2 separate regions of the Mus musculus genome follow, and region 1 is linked to region 2. A link is a loop called in an ENCODE intact Hi-C map of the cell type or tissue named here. Cell type or tissue: heart. All regions are shown on one strand. Region 1 has its middle 10 kb from the start of Gm31055. Region 2 holds the start of Ajap1 (adherens junction associated protein 1).

What was found. Peaks named below come from ENCODE experiments on the same cell type or tissue, not always from the same donor. Only the 100,000 strongest peaks of a DNase experiment are listed, where the experiment ranks them.
Region 1: a loop joins it to region 2, with 13 times the contacts of the local background. A loop is called at or near these places in 16 of 42 quality-filtered maps.

The regions. Positions count from the first base shown.
Region 1 is chr4:153,171,216-153,179,215 of GRCm38, forward strand. No RefSeq gene overlaps it. Among named protein-coding and RNA genes, the nearest start is that of Gm31055, 10 kb to the left of the region's middle. In heart, a CTCF peak has its summit at 4,596 (motif pointing right); no DNase peak of the experiment used is centred here; H3K27ac peaks cover 200 bases.
Region 2 is chr4:153,480,057-153,488,056 of GRCm38, forward strand. It overlaps Ajap1 (adherens junction associated protein 1), which reads right to left and starts at 2,774. Exons shown (of 6, transcript NM_001099299.1): 1 at 2,073-2,774. The coding sequence starts at 2,101. In heart, CTCF peaks have their summits at 1,079 and 4,549 (motif pointing left); no DNase peak of the experiment used is centred here; H3K4me3 peaks cover 2,494 bases; H3K27ac peaks cover 207 bases; H3K27me3 peaks cover 7,870 bases.

The DNA.
Region 1 (8,000 bases), 310 kb before region 2:
GGTAATTCATTTTGGAGTTGACAACATTATGAAGTTGGAACGAGTCCCAGGGACGCAGAAACGAAGGCCCTGCAGAGCTGCAACACCTGTTTTGATTAAAAGTTGACAGCTTTTATCAAATTATATTTATAGACACCCCCTTCTTCAGTCCAGAGGGGGTCTGGGATCTGAAGAGACTGTCATCTACTTGCTCACAACATACAAGAGCCGGGGGGCATCTCCAAAAGCAATCTCAAGAGATGCAGGGATTTCAGGCTCTGCACTGTCCCACCCTGTTTGCGCTTTACAGTGTAGAGGTTCTAAGTGCAGAAACGGGGGTCAGTCCACAGGGTCCATCTCACCCATGAGACACTCTTCTAGTCTTCAGGACCTTTATGTTGGCTTTCAGATAAGTACTGAAGAATTGGGATGTTAGCAAGTGAGACCTTGGCAAGGCCCTGAACGTGTTAGTCTCTGAGACCCATATGTTAGACCCAGCCCTCAGCATGAGGAGTCTTTGGGTGAGAGTCTGAGAGACCTTTGGTAGCTACAAGAATGAAGTTGGTGCCTTCTATTCACAGTCCCTTCCATTACATAAAGGTGTAGTTGTCAGGAGGCCTCTAGGAGGAATGGCCCCTTGCCTGGCACCCTGTCTGCTGGCCCGATGGCCCCTTGACCTCAGATCTCCAGGCGTGGGAACTGTGAGTGACATGTGTCTATGGCTAGAAAGCCCTACAGATGCAATGCTCTGTTAAGCAGGGTGGTGGACACGGGCAACTCCACTTCCCCTTACCTTACAAGGTGCTGGACCCAGGGAGATAACTCGGTCAGCAAAGCACTTGCTGCATATGTGAGGCTCTGAATTCAGTCTCCAGAACCCGAGGGAGAATCTAGGTGTGGCAATACACACGTGCAATCCCAGCACCCGTTAGGTAGAAACAAGCAAATCCGTAGGGTTCTATGGCCAGACAATGTTGCCTGACGGGACCTGAAATCTAGGTCACTGTGAGAGATCCTGCCTTACAAAATAAGGTGGGTGACTCCTGAGTAGCCACACCCAAGACTCACCTCTGGCCTTCATATTCACACATACATACATACATACATACATACATACATACATACATACAAACATACATACAAACATACATACATACATATACACACACACATACTCACATGTTACCATACATAAACTACATATACAAACTACCATACCACTCCACACATGCTGCGCACAAACACACCCGCACACATGTATGCCCACGCCCCACACAGCAGGCAACGGCTGTGTTCACTAGGATTTCCCTCAGCTCCTACAGCATCCTGCGGTTCCCTCAGTGTGGGAGTAAACACCTGCTTGCTACCCAGGGAGCCACACACGCCGGCTTCCTTTCTAGGCTTCACAGTCTGCTGTTGTTTGTTTTCTCATTTGAAACTGCAAATGGATTTTTAATATTCATTGTCAACTGTAACGAGTTTTCTAATGTTTGGCTCCTTGGTCTGAGGTCCAACAAATTCACACAGTCCTGTTTCCAAGTTCTTCTTACTGCTAGCACCAGTAGGTAGTGGTTTACATCCATCGCAGTTGCTGCCATTTTTAATTGTGAACTATCCCATATCATGGCGATTGCATTCAGCAAGCATGATATGGCAATAATATTAACAGTGGCTCCTGGATACCAAGGTGTGACCATCCACAGGTGCCCTTAGCTGGACACACTCCTTCCTCAGCTCCCACACACATGAATGACTGCCCTGAACTTGCTCTGCCTCACTCTGCTTCAAAGTACTACTAAATGTGTGTCTCAGTTAGGGTTTTACTGCTGTGAACAGATACCATGACCAAAGCAACTCTTATTTTAAAAAAGAAAACAAAACAACATTTAATTGGGGCTGGCTTACAAGTTCAGAGGTTCACTCCATTATCATCAAGGCAGGAACATGGCAGCATCCAGGCAGGCATGGCACAGGAGGAGCTGAGAGTTCTACATCTTCATCTGAAAGCTGCTAGCAGAATACTGGCTTCTAGGTAGCTAAGGCGAGGGTCTTAAAGCCCACACCCACAGTGGCAAACCTATTCCAACAGGGCCACACTGCCTGATAGTGCCACTCCCTGGGCTGATGATATACAAACAATCTCAGTATGTCTGGAAGCCTAAGAAACCGTCTGTATGGCCTCCCCAGCTGTCACCACCTCTCCAGGGCCACCACAATAAGCCATCATGTTTCTCTCTGTTTTCTCAGAGTCAAAGCCACCATTACAGCTCATTCTCTGTTGCTGTGATAAAACACCCTGACAAAAAGAAACTTCGAGGAGAAGGGAATTTATCTCAGCTCACAATTCCAGGTTAGAATCTACCAATACAGGAAACTCATAGCAATGAAGGCCCCAGACAGCTGGTTGCATAACTTCCACAGCCCAGAACAGAGATAAATGAATACAGGTATGCATGGTTGCTTCTGCTCAGCTCTATGTCTCCAGTCATACAGTTCAGACGCCTCTGCCTAGGGAATGGTTCTACCCGTGGTGGACTGGGTCTTCCCACACAAATTAACTTAATTAAGGTAACCACATTCCTCCTGGCAATTAGCCACACCACGTTGATGTACCCACAGACTAACCTGATGTAAATAATCCCTCACTGAGACTCTCTTCCCAGGCCATCCTAGACTGTGTCACGCTCACGGTTAAAGCTTACCAGCACAGCCATGTTTCCTGCAGTCGCAGCTTCCCTCTGCCTCTGCCTCTGCCTCTGCCTCTGCCTCTGCCTCTGCCTCTGCCTCTGCCTCTGCCTCTGCCTCTGCCTCTGCCTCTGCCTCTGCCTCTGCCTCTGCCTCTGCCTCTGCCTCTGCCTTCCAAGCCTTTTACTTTTGTCCCATGTAGATCTGTGTCTGTGGTTCATCCTTTTCTATGGCTGCATAGTTATCCACAGTGTGGTCACCTCACTATACATGCATTCTCCATGGATGGTCATCCAACATATTTTTTATTTTTTTGCTAGCACCAAGTGTTGCTGGAGCGATCCTTATGTGCCTTCAGACGAAGCATTTCCAGAATACTCCTTTCTAGATCTACTTCAAGCTCACCCTCCAGCAGATGTCCTATGTCTCTGCTCTAACTTGCATATTAAATGTCCCTACAATGTCCTGTGTTGATGGTTCTGTCACCAGCCTGTTCACTGTCCAGCAGGGGTGACATTTTAGGGGTGTTGGGAAGAAAGAAAGAAAGAAAGAAAGAAAGAAAGAAAGAAAGAAAGAAAGAAAGAAAGAAAGAAAGAAAGAAAGAAAGGAAGGAAGGAAGGAAGGAAGGAAGGAAGGAAGGAAGGAAGGAAGGTCACTAGGAGTCTGCCCTTGAAGGAAAATTTGGGCTCCAATTTTTCCTGTCTCTAGCTTGGCCTCTCAGTCTCCACAATCCTCTGCACATGCTCTGGCCAGGACGCTCTGGCTCCCAAAACGTCAGATCCAAGCAACAGAGTGAGGTCTATGAAACCGTGAGTCCAGGTATCCCTTCCTCCTAGAAGCTGACAGCCTCAGGCATTTTGTCACAACAATGCAAAGCTCCTAACACAGCCTCCATCATCCTGTGTCTTATTCACACCCCAACCTGTCCTGGGATGTCAGCACAGAACACCAGATTCCAGCAGCAGCCATTCATTCAGTGCCCTGAATACACTCCAGCCAGGATTTTGCACCGGGAAGGCTTACATAGACGCTTCACTTTGATCCCCAGAGTACACTCACAAGCTTGAGAAGGAAGACGGTCTCCAAAGCACTCAGGCCTCTTGGGTAGGCTACTTGAGGTCATGCAGCTTCCCTTTTCTCCCCAGCGCCAACGCTGGTTATGGGAACGGACTTGTTTAGCAATTACCTGCCCCCAGCATCTTCAAGTGTCTTCATCAATTCCACACTCCTCCTCGGGGAGCGACTCCCAGCTCTCAAGCGCTTCCTCTCGCTGGCTGTTGGCTCTTGCAAAAAGCGTTCTCCACCCACTTCTTTTACAACCTCATCATCGAACTTTATGACAGAGAGAATGAGGCTCACACGTGACCACGATCCCACAAGAGAAGCTCTCCTACCCTGGCCTTCCGGGAGACACATGTGTTCCTTCTTAGGAACGTAGCAAGCAGCTTGTACTCTGAAGATCCAACACTCCAGCTATAACTCAGGGACGTCTGTCAGATTTATTGACTGGCTGGGGAGACAAACGAGGCAACGGGTTTCTGCTCCAAATCATTTTAAGCTTAGGAAAGTGACACGCAATTTTATAAGTGCTCGGGAGAGTCTCGCGACTTCCAAAGATGGAGAAAGAAAGTTATCAATGTGCCTTTGGCGTCCTTATTGATGCGTTTAGATATTGACTTCGCTGCTGTAAGCAAAAGATGAGGATTAATACCCATACGAGAAGCACCTCGTTCTTAAGTCTCTCAGAGACACCCAGACAGGTTCTTGTGTTCCGGGACACTGCCCTTCTAACGCATCCTAACCAGTCTCCAATCACATCAGCGGGAAGAAAGGATAACAACTTAGAGCAGTTGATACCTGTCCCCGGAGGCCACTCTATGTGAACCCTGAGTGATGCCTTGGCTTTGACGCAGGCTGCTGCCCTGACCACCAGGAGGCGCTCTGCTGCTCTGGAGAGCCAGTGAGATCCTCCATCCAGGAGTATCCCGTTCCCGCAGCCCAGGCTCAGCCCTCGCTCTCCACGCCCACATTCTTTAGCTCCACTGACTCTGAGGGAGACTCCCCAGCCAGAGTCCAAGGTCAGCTGAGAAACACCAACCCTCAGTTGCTGTAGCTTCAAAGCAGAACACAGAAGCTTCCGTCCCGGGAGTGGCCGGCCTGTCTGCTGTGGTCCCTCATGAGCCTACTCTCTAGAGCCGTGACTGATAGCCATGGGGGAGCCTCCTGCATGCCAGGGGCCCTCAGGAGTCCACCGCCCAAACTCAGCAAGCTCTCAGCTTCCCAACCTCTTCAGCCTGGGGTAGGGCGTGGAAAACCTGGGCATTGTCCTCCCTCTCTTTTAAATCATACACGACGAGGTAGCCATAAAACGTAGATTTCTTTAAACAAACAAACAAACAAACAAAAATGAAGGTTTTTTTTTTTTAATTTATACTTTCATTTGCCCCTGAAAATATCCTACTCAATGGTACATAATAGAGGTTCAATGTGCCATCTTATTTTATTTTTTAAACACTCAAGGATTATTTGAAGTCCCATTTTTTAAAGATTTATTTATTTATTTAATGTATATGAGTACACTGTAGCTGTAGAGATGGTTGTGAGCCATCATGTGGTTGCTGGGAATTGATTTCAGGACTTCTGCTCCCTCCAGTCCTGCTTGCTCCGGGCCCCGCTCACTCAGGCCCAAAGATTTATTTAATATTGTAAATATGTAAGTACACTGTAGCTGTCTTCAGACACACTAGAAGAGGGCGCCAGATCTCATTTTGGATGGCTGTGAGCCACCATGTGGTTGCTGGGATTTGAACTCAGGACCTTCAGAAGAGCAGTCAGTCAGTTCTCTTAACCTCTGAGCCATCTCTTCAGCCCTGAAGTCCTAATTCTTTACATCTGTTTGTTTGTTTGTTTGTTTGTTTGTTTGTTTATGTTTGTGTGTGTAGGTATGTGCAGGTATGTGTGGTGTGTGTGTGTATATAGGTATGTGCAGGGGTGTATGTGTGTGTGGGTGTGTGGGTGTGTGTCCAGATGTGTGTGTGTGCACATGTGTGTGTGCAAGTGTGTGTGCAATGGTACATGTGTGGTATTCAGATTATTGTGTTTCCTCTACATCCACTGTGTTGATTTCCTTTTCTGGACATGAAACCCAGGTCTTCAGGGTTAGCTGCAGGACCTCCACTGCCCGAGTCTGCTTGCCAGCCCAGTGTGTCCTTTTGATTGAAATATGTTTTCCCTCATCTTTGATGACTTGGCTCAGGACTGGTATGGAATTATAAACAAGCATCCCTGTGTTCATCTGAGTGTTGAGGTGAGGTCCCCACTGTGCATGTCTTCCTGTCCTGGATGCCCTGCAGGACCCCATCAGAAACTGGATCGAAGATTTTCAGCCCAATGTGACAGTATCGTTTCAGGTTGTTATGCCCCAAGGATGGCTGTGAATCCCTGGGCAAATTCCCTCACCCTCAGATCTCAATTTTCTCATTTTTATGCTGGGTACAGCAACTATGTGGATACCCCTCCACTAAGGACAGAGGCTTGTCTTAATAATGGCCTCCTCATCCTTCGTGAAAATCTCATTAATGTGTGTGTGTGTGTGTGTGTGCCCCTCCATAGAGGCCCCCTACAGCTCCGCCCAGCCTAACCTGATTGGAGAGCTCTGACATCCGTCAAAGCTGGGCGTAGCTGTCAACTAGGAAGCCTGCTTTACAATGGAGTGTTGAATATCTTGTGGAAGAGAAAGCATCCCCATGTCCCTGTGAGGTTGGAAAGTCATACAGCAGGCTGTCCTCCGCAGAGGACCATCTGTGCTCACCTTGTAAAGCTGTGAAGTGGTTTGGAAGTGGCAGGTGTCCAGACCTGCAGGCCAATCTCGATAAACGTTACCAATGTAGCTGGGACTCTTTGGACTCTAGGTGACGAAGAGGCAGCGTGATGCTGATGCTGGACTTGTGCATCCTTGGTGGCGGGAGGGGAAGCTATGAGCCTCCTTATGGACAAGTGCAGAGTCAGGAGGCACCCATGCCACCCCTGCCCCCAGCCTGCTTTCATTTTCCTCCTGTGACCTAACCTAGAACCTAGCTGCTAGCCCACCACAACAACCGGGAAGGTCCAGCGTGGCAGGGACTCCCAGCCCTGCATCCATGCATCCTCCCAGGTTTCTGTCTCTAGGACTTTGAACTCAGGACCATTGGTCATTTTTGAAGATCCAAGTCTGGTTCCTGGAGGCTCTGCTTCTCCAAGTCCCATGGGCTTTGTGTGATTTCTTGGCTCTCTGTCTCTGGGATGTCTACTCGACTCTACAGGCTCTGATGCCCCAGTATCTAGGGCCAGCAGATCCTGGGGAAGCAGTTGATGAGCACACTTTTGCAGAATCCGTCCCTCTCTTCTTCCTGAACAAGGTATATGGGGGCAGACACTGGGAAAAGAGGAAGGCACAGGACAAAGGTCCCAGAGAGACCTAGTGCTTAGCATATAGCTCAGCAGTCGAGGGTACATGTTTGAGACGGCCTTGGACCAATGACTCAGCATCCTGGAAACACACCTCCTCCTGGGATAGCCCTGGGATCCCATGAGATCTAGCCAGGGACAAACCAAGAATCCTCTTGTCACCATCAAGTGAGTAAATCTTCGATGCTGGGGTGACAGCCTCCCTCAGTAGCTGGGGAGGCTGGGACAGCACAGGACACAGTGCCAGGGGCTTATATGGCAGTGAAAATACACTTCCTAGACTTCAGGCCTTTATTGCCCTTTTTTGCTCTCCCAGCATCTTTGTTGAGTCCTGTGACTGACAAACACTTCTTTTTTTTTTTTTTTTCTGACACAGGAGAGCACTGTGTATCCCTGCCCTGACAGGGTCATACTGGGAAAGCCAGACACCACAGTACAATGTTCACAGAGCTGATCCTTCAGAGGCTGCCTCCAACTTGAGGTACTTCTTCCAACCCTCTCCCCCACTCCCATCCCCCACTCCAATCCACCACTTCCTACCCCCACCTCCACTTCCCACCTCCATCCTCCACTCCCATCCCCCACTTCCCACCTCTATCCTCCTCTCCCATCTCCCACTTTCCACCCTTATCTCTCACTCCCATCCCCCACTTCCTACCCCCATCCCCCACTCCCATCCCCCACTTCCCACCCCTATCTCCCACTCCCATCCCCCACTTCCTATCCCCCATCCCCCATCCCCATCCCCAGCTGCTCTAGTCCCTTCCTTGTAGAGACTCTGCCACTTAGGATTAGGTAGGTCCTACCCAATGACCTGGACCTCGCTCAACTAAATCACTCTTGTGAGGGCCCTTTTTCCATCAGGAATATCCAGTCTTGACACCGTGACA
Region 2 (8,000 bases):
AGTGCTCATCCATAGTGCAGTGGGGAGCAGTTAGCAAGCAAGGATGAAGAGCTACAAGGGAGAAGTGTAACTCCTAGGCTTGGGCTCCGTGTGCCCCGTCCAGAGGAAACAAAGCCGTCTCGATCCTCTGATACAAACACAGGGCTAGCTTTCCTATTAGAACTGCAGAGAGTAGCCGCCCTTCCTCTGGGGTATATGTGTAGAAGATCACGCACACTAGCATCTGGCAGGGAGGGATCCTAAAAGGCCAAACTTCAAAATCAGTAACAGAGCCATGTCTGGAAGTCTGGCCATGTCCCTGCACAGTTATTCTTGTTCTGTGGTAACTGTGAATTTTGAGCCCCAAAGGAGGTTTCTCTGCCTGGCATTTGTTCTCTCCCTATTATCAAAATGCACTGCCCTTTCAACCTAACAACTTGTGCAGGTAAGTTGCCACTGGCAAGCAAGTGCCAGACTGCTGCATCTAGGAGCTCAAGCTGCCTCTGGGCAGGGAAGGAATCCCACTGGGTTGCTCTGGAAGCCTTGGGATCTAGCTGAGCCCTGGGACAGTCGGAAGCAGAAGGGGAGACAGACAGACAGACAGACAGACAGACAGACAGGGCATCTAGATCAGGCTCATGTCAGAAAAGATGTCCTTGGTTAGTTTGGTCCACACCCCAGAATTGCGGGAACCTAAATCTTAGCACAGCCCACTGAAAGATTCAGGCCCAGCCGGTGCCCCACACAGAGCAGATCGCAGATCGGCCCGATTATTAACCTCTTAAAGTCCACAGCGCAAACAAACCCAGCCACCAGGAAAGGGGATGCCAGTAATGACGTGACAGTCTTCCCTAGATGATGCTGACCAGCATGTATTCCTGGGCGCCAGAACCACTCGCAAATCAAGGACAGCTAGAAAACACTCTCATGCCAGTCTCCTTCAGACTTCTCAAAATCAGGTCGCGCGCATGTTCCTCCCTCCTTTGGCCCCACTTTCTCCCCAGCTTCATGCTGGTGGGGGTGGGTGACTGAGGCAGTCTGCTCCAGCAGCCACCGACCCCTTGTATCCTCAACACGGGAGCGCAGTGCATCCCAGTGGACAAACACTAGAAGCGCAAGCAGCCTTTCTCAGCTTCCATTTGTGATGTTCAACCTGGGTCCCAAATCCCGACCCAGGCGCAGCAGCTCTGGCCAGAGACCCCCTTACATGAAGGCAAGGGTAGTAGACACTGTGCTCTGTAAAGGGGGCAACTGCGTTCTGGGGACCCCAAGGCAGGATCCAGAGAAGCTTGAGCGACTCGGTAGGTGGGCAAAGTTTGCAGAGAAGGGTCTTTCTGGTCCGCCCCATAACCGCACTGGGCTTGAGTTCCTACTGGCCCGGAAGGTCCCGGACACAGACAAGCCCTGTGTGCCTGTGAGAGGTGCTTAGAGGCAGTTGCCTGTTGTCGCTTCCCCAGAATCCAAAAGCTCTCCAGACCCAGCTGTCTGCCAGCTGCGTGCGACCTTCTGCCCGGAGGTCACCCCAAAGCAGCTGGGTCGGCAGCTGTGCTCCTACTACACTTCAGTTCAGGGGCCCAGGGGCCCTAGGAACGGAGAGAAGGGCTGACGGAGCGGCTGTAGGGTTCTGGGCTTCTCCAACTCCACGGCAAAGCTGCTCGAGAACTGGGAGGGCCGGTGGCTCTCCCTGGCAGATCCAGCGTCAGCCCCGGCCCCCGAGTCCACCGCGCCCAATGGCCCGCAACTCGCGCCGGGCTCCGGAGAGGAGCCGCGCCGGGGCCGCCGGCCAGGACACTGCGCTGCTGGCGCCCTGGGCAGCGGGCGCGCCGGCCAGCCCCGCTGCCAGGTTACTGGGGCAAGCGCCCCTACCTCGACCCCACTCGACTCGCGGAGCGTAGGAGAACGGCCGCTCCCTGCCTCTCTCTGTCCGGCCTCAGGGACCAGCAGGCGGCCGCGCTCCGTGGCTTCGGGTGCACCACGCGGGCCGCCTCGGGGAGGCGAGAAGCCGTGCCTCGGTTTGCAACAGTGAGCAGCAGCCCAGCCTAGCGCCCACGCACCACCCCCCCATGCACCCTGCCTCCAGCCGGGTCGCTCACCTGAGTCCTAAAAGCTGTTGGATCCACATGGTCACGTTTCAGGGAACCCAGCCTCAGACCTTGCTTGCCCCAGCCATCTGCGCGGCGCCCGCGCCCGCTCGCTCCGGTCCCGTGGCGCCGCTCTTCGGCTTCGGGCCGCCGCCGCCACCCGCCGCCCGCCGCCCGCCGGCCGCGGGGCGCACAGCGAGTCAGAGCGCGGCCGCGCGGGGCTCCATGCCGGCCGGCGCGCCGCCGCCGAGGGGGCGCATGGCTCAGGCGGGCCGGCCCGCGGGGACGCACATCCTCCCGCCGGCTCTCGGGGCGCGGGGCCCCCACCGCAGGCCACACGGCGCGGGCGGCAGCGAGGCGGGCGCACTCCGGGTCTGTCGCCGGCCGCGAGGGTCCGAGGAGCGGGGCTTCGTCCTCCGGGGCGACGAGTAGCGAAGCGGGCGGCTCCGCAAGCCGTGCGAGGATCTAGCCTGCAGCCGGAGCTGCGAGGCTGTGATCGGTGTTGCCCGGGGGTTGAGAAGATCGCCCCTCTGGCCCACGCGGGTCGCCTCCACGCGCCGCCGGGTCGAGGGGCCTCTGTCCCAGGTTCTGACACCGATCAAGTTGCTGGAGAGCTCCGTCTAAGCGCTCGCTCTGCAGACAGCCGCGGCCCGGAGACTGCCAGAAGGCGGGCAGGGGAGGCGCGGGGCGAAGAAGCGTGGAGCGCGGGGCGTGGGGACGCGCGGCGGCGCCGCCGCGCGGAGGAGGCGCGCGGGGATCCCGGGCCCCGCCGCCCGCGCCCACCGCGCCCTCCGCAGAGCCGCCCGCGCCGCTCGGCCGCCTCCCTCTGCGCGTCTGCCTCCAGAAGCGCTTGCCCCCGCCTCCGCGAACGGGTCCCAACTCCGCCCGCCGGGCCCGGCTCACGTCACCCTCCTTCCCCGCCCCTCAACCTGGAGTCGGAGCCCCCAACCCGGCCGGTCGGCTTAGCTTGCCAGCCCACCTCGCTGGAGCTGGACTGGCGACCTGGGCTCTGAGTGGCCTGGGCGGCGCCAGAGAGAAGAACCGGGCCCACCCCTTCCCCATCCCTGGCCGCGTCCGGGTCTCCACCTTGGGAAAGGCTCGAAAGAGGCCGCAGGCTCCGATTGGACCGCCCGGCGCCGCCGGATGGTGTTGCCACGGTAACCAGATGGCATGCGAAGCAGTTAAGAGGTTCGGACCCTGTTCTAAGTACGCCCATTGAACGCAGAGGGCTGATTTGGGGAGAGGAGGTTCTCATGGGACTGGGGAGCTGAGGCTGTGCGAAAAGTTTCCTCCTGCGGAGCTGCACGGCGCAGGCGATGCGAGAGGCTGGGGAGGGTCCTCCTGGGGAGTCTCCCCACTGCCTGGGCCTGGCCTCTCTCCAGGCAGATGAAGTTTCAGCCTTTGGTTGGAGCATGCTTCTGCCCGGTTATTCAGTCTCCAGCGCAGTTCCCCCTCCTTCTTGGTTTTATGGCATCTGCTGTCTTCGCAGAGCCAGGGAGTTCTGAACCTGGCACTCCCAGACATCTTGCCCACTCTCCCACCCAGCACTCCCTGGTGCCTACCTGGTTAGTTGTGTCTGCATGTCCGGTTAGTGAAAGACAGGCTTTCTGTGGTCCCCTTTCACTGAAAGGAGTGACATAAAGGCAGAGGATCCCACGGAGGCCTTAGCTGCCTAGTCCCTGAGGAACTGTAGGAACAAAAGCCAGCTCTCAGCTCCACACATAGTGGGGAAGAAATGCAAAGCCAGGGGCCTTAGAAATGAGCTTCAGTCTGCGGTCTTCCTGCTTGGACTTTAGAGTCAGAGCCGGGAAGGTAAAGAGAGGCAACTGGGGACTTGCCAGGGTGCTGCAAGCAAGTGACTTCAGCCCAGCAGTTGCCCCCCTCAGGAGAGAGAGGGTGAGGCCTCCCTGGGAGGGTTGCTGGGGGGGGGGGAGGAGCCAGTCTTCCTGGGATTCACTGTGCACCCAGGCAGGTCCTTTTCCCTGAGCCTCCAGTCCAAGGTTTTTGGCAGCCAGAGATTCTCCCCACCCAGGCTGGACAGGACAACATGGTTCTGTTTTCCCTCTCAGGCCCTAAAGAAAGTATCTGGGAGCAAGGTAGCATGGTTGCAAGAGACTGAAGTTAGGTATGGGGTGCTACTGTCTTGGGGTCCTATGTCTATTACGCAACCTCTCCGACTCTTGGCTTTCTCATCTTACAAGACCCGTTTCCGGTGCTTTCCCTCAGGAGGTTTTAATTAGGACTAAATGAGTTGGCCCAGCGCACGTGCAGCTGCGACTAGCTGTGTGCCAGTCTGTCGTCCAGAGAGACACCCAGGTGACTCAGCGCTTTGAATGCCTGGTCACTTCTGGGTCCTCTTCCCGCAGAGCCCTGGTCCTGGGGGTTGGAGGGAGATGATCTTACAAAGTAAGGAGGCAGGGAAGTCCTAGCGGACGGAGCAAGCTGGACCCAGTTGCCAACCAGGAAGGAGATGCCTGCACTGCTGCCACCTAGCGGGAAAAGCTGGGGTGCTGCAAAAAGAGGGCCTTCCAGCAGCCTGTAGAGTCCTTAGGGAGACTTAGCCTGGGCAGCCAGGTGACTGGAGGTGGGGGTTCTGACCTGCTTTCTTCTACAGACCTTTTCACAGGCTTAGGAGACCCACTGCCCTTTGGGAAGGTGGCAAATCCCGTTCAGTCTGAGATGTTACTGAAATGTATTCTCAAAGATAACTCTAACAGGATTGGGATACAGCTGGAGGAAGAGCCTGTGTTTAGCCTGGATAAGGCCCCAGGTTCAATCCCCAGCAAACGCCCAGAAAAAGATTAATGAAGTCAATGTATGACTTAATAATGTATGCTCTTGGGGGCTGGTGAGTTGGCTCAGAGGTTCAGAGCACTGCCTGTTCTTCCAGATGACCGGGGTTCAATTCTCAGCATCCACATGGGATCTGACACCCTCACACAGACACATACAGGCCAAACACCAATGCACATAAAATAAAAATAATTTTTAAAACTGTATGTTCTTGTTGATACATTAGATAAGTAACTGACATATCCTGGTTATAACTGACAGCCAGATGCACCCTGGGACTTTTGCAACTTCATTTGCCTACAAAATGCCTCTGGCTTCTGTTTGATGTCACAGGTACCACCTAGCCATCAGCCCGCCACCCACAGTTATGACTCGAGAAAAATGTTCAACTTCCGGTGAGAGTTAACTAAGCCAAGATCAAATTCTCTTGCTCGTGTTTCTTGGCCTGATGGATACTATTCTGACGGGAAGGGGCTTGTCCAAGAAGACAGTGGATAGTAACATTTTCTGCATGCAAGGATGGGAACAAGAAAAGACAGTAGTCTCTAGGAAAATAAAACAACAGTAACATACATAGGGCCTCTCCATTAGGCAGGGGAGGAGACTCTTGGCCCCCATCAGGACGTGTTAGAAGTTGAACCTCTGAGAAGCTGGGACCTCAGCACACAACTCTACTTCCCCAAGGGTAATTCATGTCCAAGCCTCCCCAAGGCAAGCCCTTCTGTGTTACTTCTTTGTTTTTCTTTATCTCTTGATTAAAAAAAAAAAACATTATTTTACAGATGGAAAAACAATAAAACTTTCATCTCGCTGTGTGTGACCTGTTCCCTAGAACTCAAGGATATCACGCAGCTATCTGATTTATTTTTCTCTCCTTCGGAGCTAGCTGGGAGTAGTCGAGGAGGGTATGTGCCACTCCACCTAATACGCCGAGACATACACACACACACACACACACACACACGTCCATACATGAAAGCAAACACTTGAGGACACACAGATGCACATACATACACATGTGCCCACAGTTGCACACACAGAGGCATATGCAGATGAGCAAACATACATTTGCATGCTCCCACACACATGCATACACCTGACAGCCTCTGTATGCACAGACAGGACCCCTTACTGGGACTCTCTGTGCAAAGGGCAGGTCTTCTTGTAGCTTCTGGCAGCTCCTCCTCTGCCTGGCAGACATCCTGGCCTGGAGCCGCCAAGTACCACCACAGGCTGCTCTGCTCAGCCCTCTCTCTTCCAGTTTCTCAACAAAGGAGCCGCAGGCCCGCGGGAGGTCCTCCTTGAAGCTCTCTGAGGCCATTTACCTAATGGCCTTCCCAGACTTGACTATTTTTAAAACCCATCCAAAGCCAAATTGAGCTGCCATTGTTCATTTTTCTCCCGAGGAGGTAAATGTGTCTTAAGCATGACATTTGATTAAGTAGCTAAGTTTGGGGTTTTAAATGGAAGGAAAAAATGCTGATTAAAATCATTATAAGTTTCCGTAAAGTGTTCACACAGGTGTCTTCACCCCCCCCCCCCCCGCTCCCCAGCCTTGTACTGGCTCCCCCAAAAGTCACCTTGCTTTCTCAGACCTTCTCAGAGAGTTTCAGTATTGGGGGCTTTTGGAATGTTTCCTGTCACCCGAGCTGTCTCCAATTGAGGCTGCTTGCTGCTGAGCTCAGGCAGGAGTTGGTCTAGCCTGTCAGAGGTGGGATCTAAGATGACAGACACTCCCACCAGCAAAATGTCTCACAGGACCAGCATCTTGCAGCTCTGGGCCAACAAAGGAAGTGTAGAGCCTCTACTACCCTGTCTGACAGTGTGCCGTGCAGAAATGGGGAAGGGGGCTCCCTTGACTTGTGCTGAGCAGAAGATAGTGCCCCAGTGCTCTGAGTCCTGCCACAGGAGGAGAGAGGGCTGTGTGTGCTGTCCCAGCAGGATATGGCCCTCATTGTAGAGCTCTGGGCAGCAGCTTTGTCTTCTCTATTTAGACGGGAAACAATGACAGAAAAGAGGACCCATCTGTTTGCAAAGTGGCACAGTTGGAGAGTATTTCCCTGGCACCACAAGGCTGGGAGGGGCAGGAGCCTGAAACTGGGGAGATGAGAGAGATTCCTAGGATGGGCAGATGCAGGCTGGGACCCACGTCTGGAGAGCTGGGGCAGCCCCTTGGGGAAGATTTATTTTTCTCCACTGCCACGAGTTCCTCAGTCTTCTGCCCTGTGAGCAATTCTGTCTACTCTACCAAGCTTCCAGGTGCCCATGGCATCTGTGTAAAACAGGAGGGAATGGACAGGAAGCAAGAGACTACAGCAGGCCAGCAGGGGTGGGGTGGGGTAACACCACAAATAATTAGGACAGAGAGACCATGGGGGGGGGGATAGAAATAAAAGGAAAGTCCTCTTCCTCCCCAATTTTCCAGAATGTTCTGAGCCTTAGAGAGAGACCTGGAAGGCATGCAGGCCTTCACTGGGGTCTCAAGACAGGCTTTATCCAGGCCACTAAGCTGGCAAGGGACAGTAGCCAAGGGCATGAGGAACAAGACACCTGACTGTACTCGATCAGAGCATAGAAGGCTTGGCAAGAGACATCACAGGGTCCAGCTTCTCATCTTGGCATCCCCACTAACTGGGAAGCAGAACACGAACTCCACAGGTTTATGCAGCCTGAAGTATGGAGACAAGACCATCAAGAAGCAGGCCACAGGTTGAGGATCAGATCAGGCTGCAGCTGCAAGGCTCCAAGGCTCCCGACTGCAGGCTAGAGGCAGCAGCAGGAGACTCCAGCTTTGAGTTTGCTCTACCCATGTCTCCCTTGAGTCAGTTCATAAACCACATCGGTCATCTCAGACTGATATAGATGATGATGGAGGAGGAGGAGGAGGAGGAGAAGGAGGAGGAGGAAGAGGAGAAGGAGAACCCCAGAGTGCAGGACTCAGCCAGGCTTGAGTTCCTGCTCACAGCCGTGGGTGTCAATGGTCAACACAGCCTTGCTCTATGTGGTGTTCATCATTTAAGACCTAGGCTAGGACCTGATTGTCATTGAGCACCTGCAGAGCCCACAATGCTGTCTGGGAAGGAGTAAGAGCTCTTTTGTTCACATCTCATTGGCTGAGGCAGATCACATGACAGTGATGACGCCAGC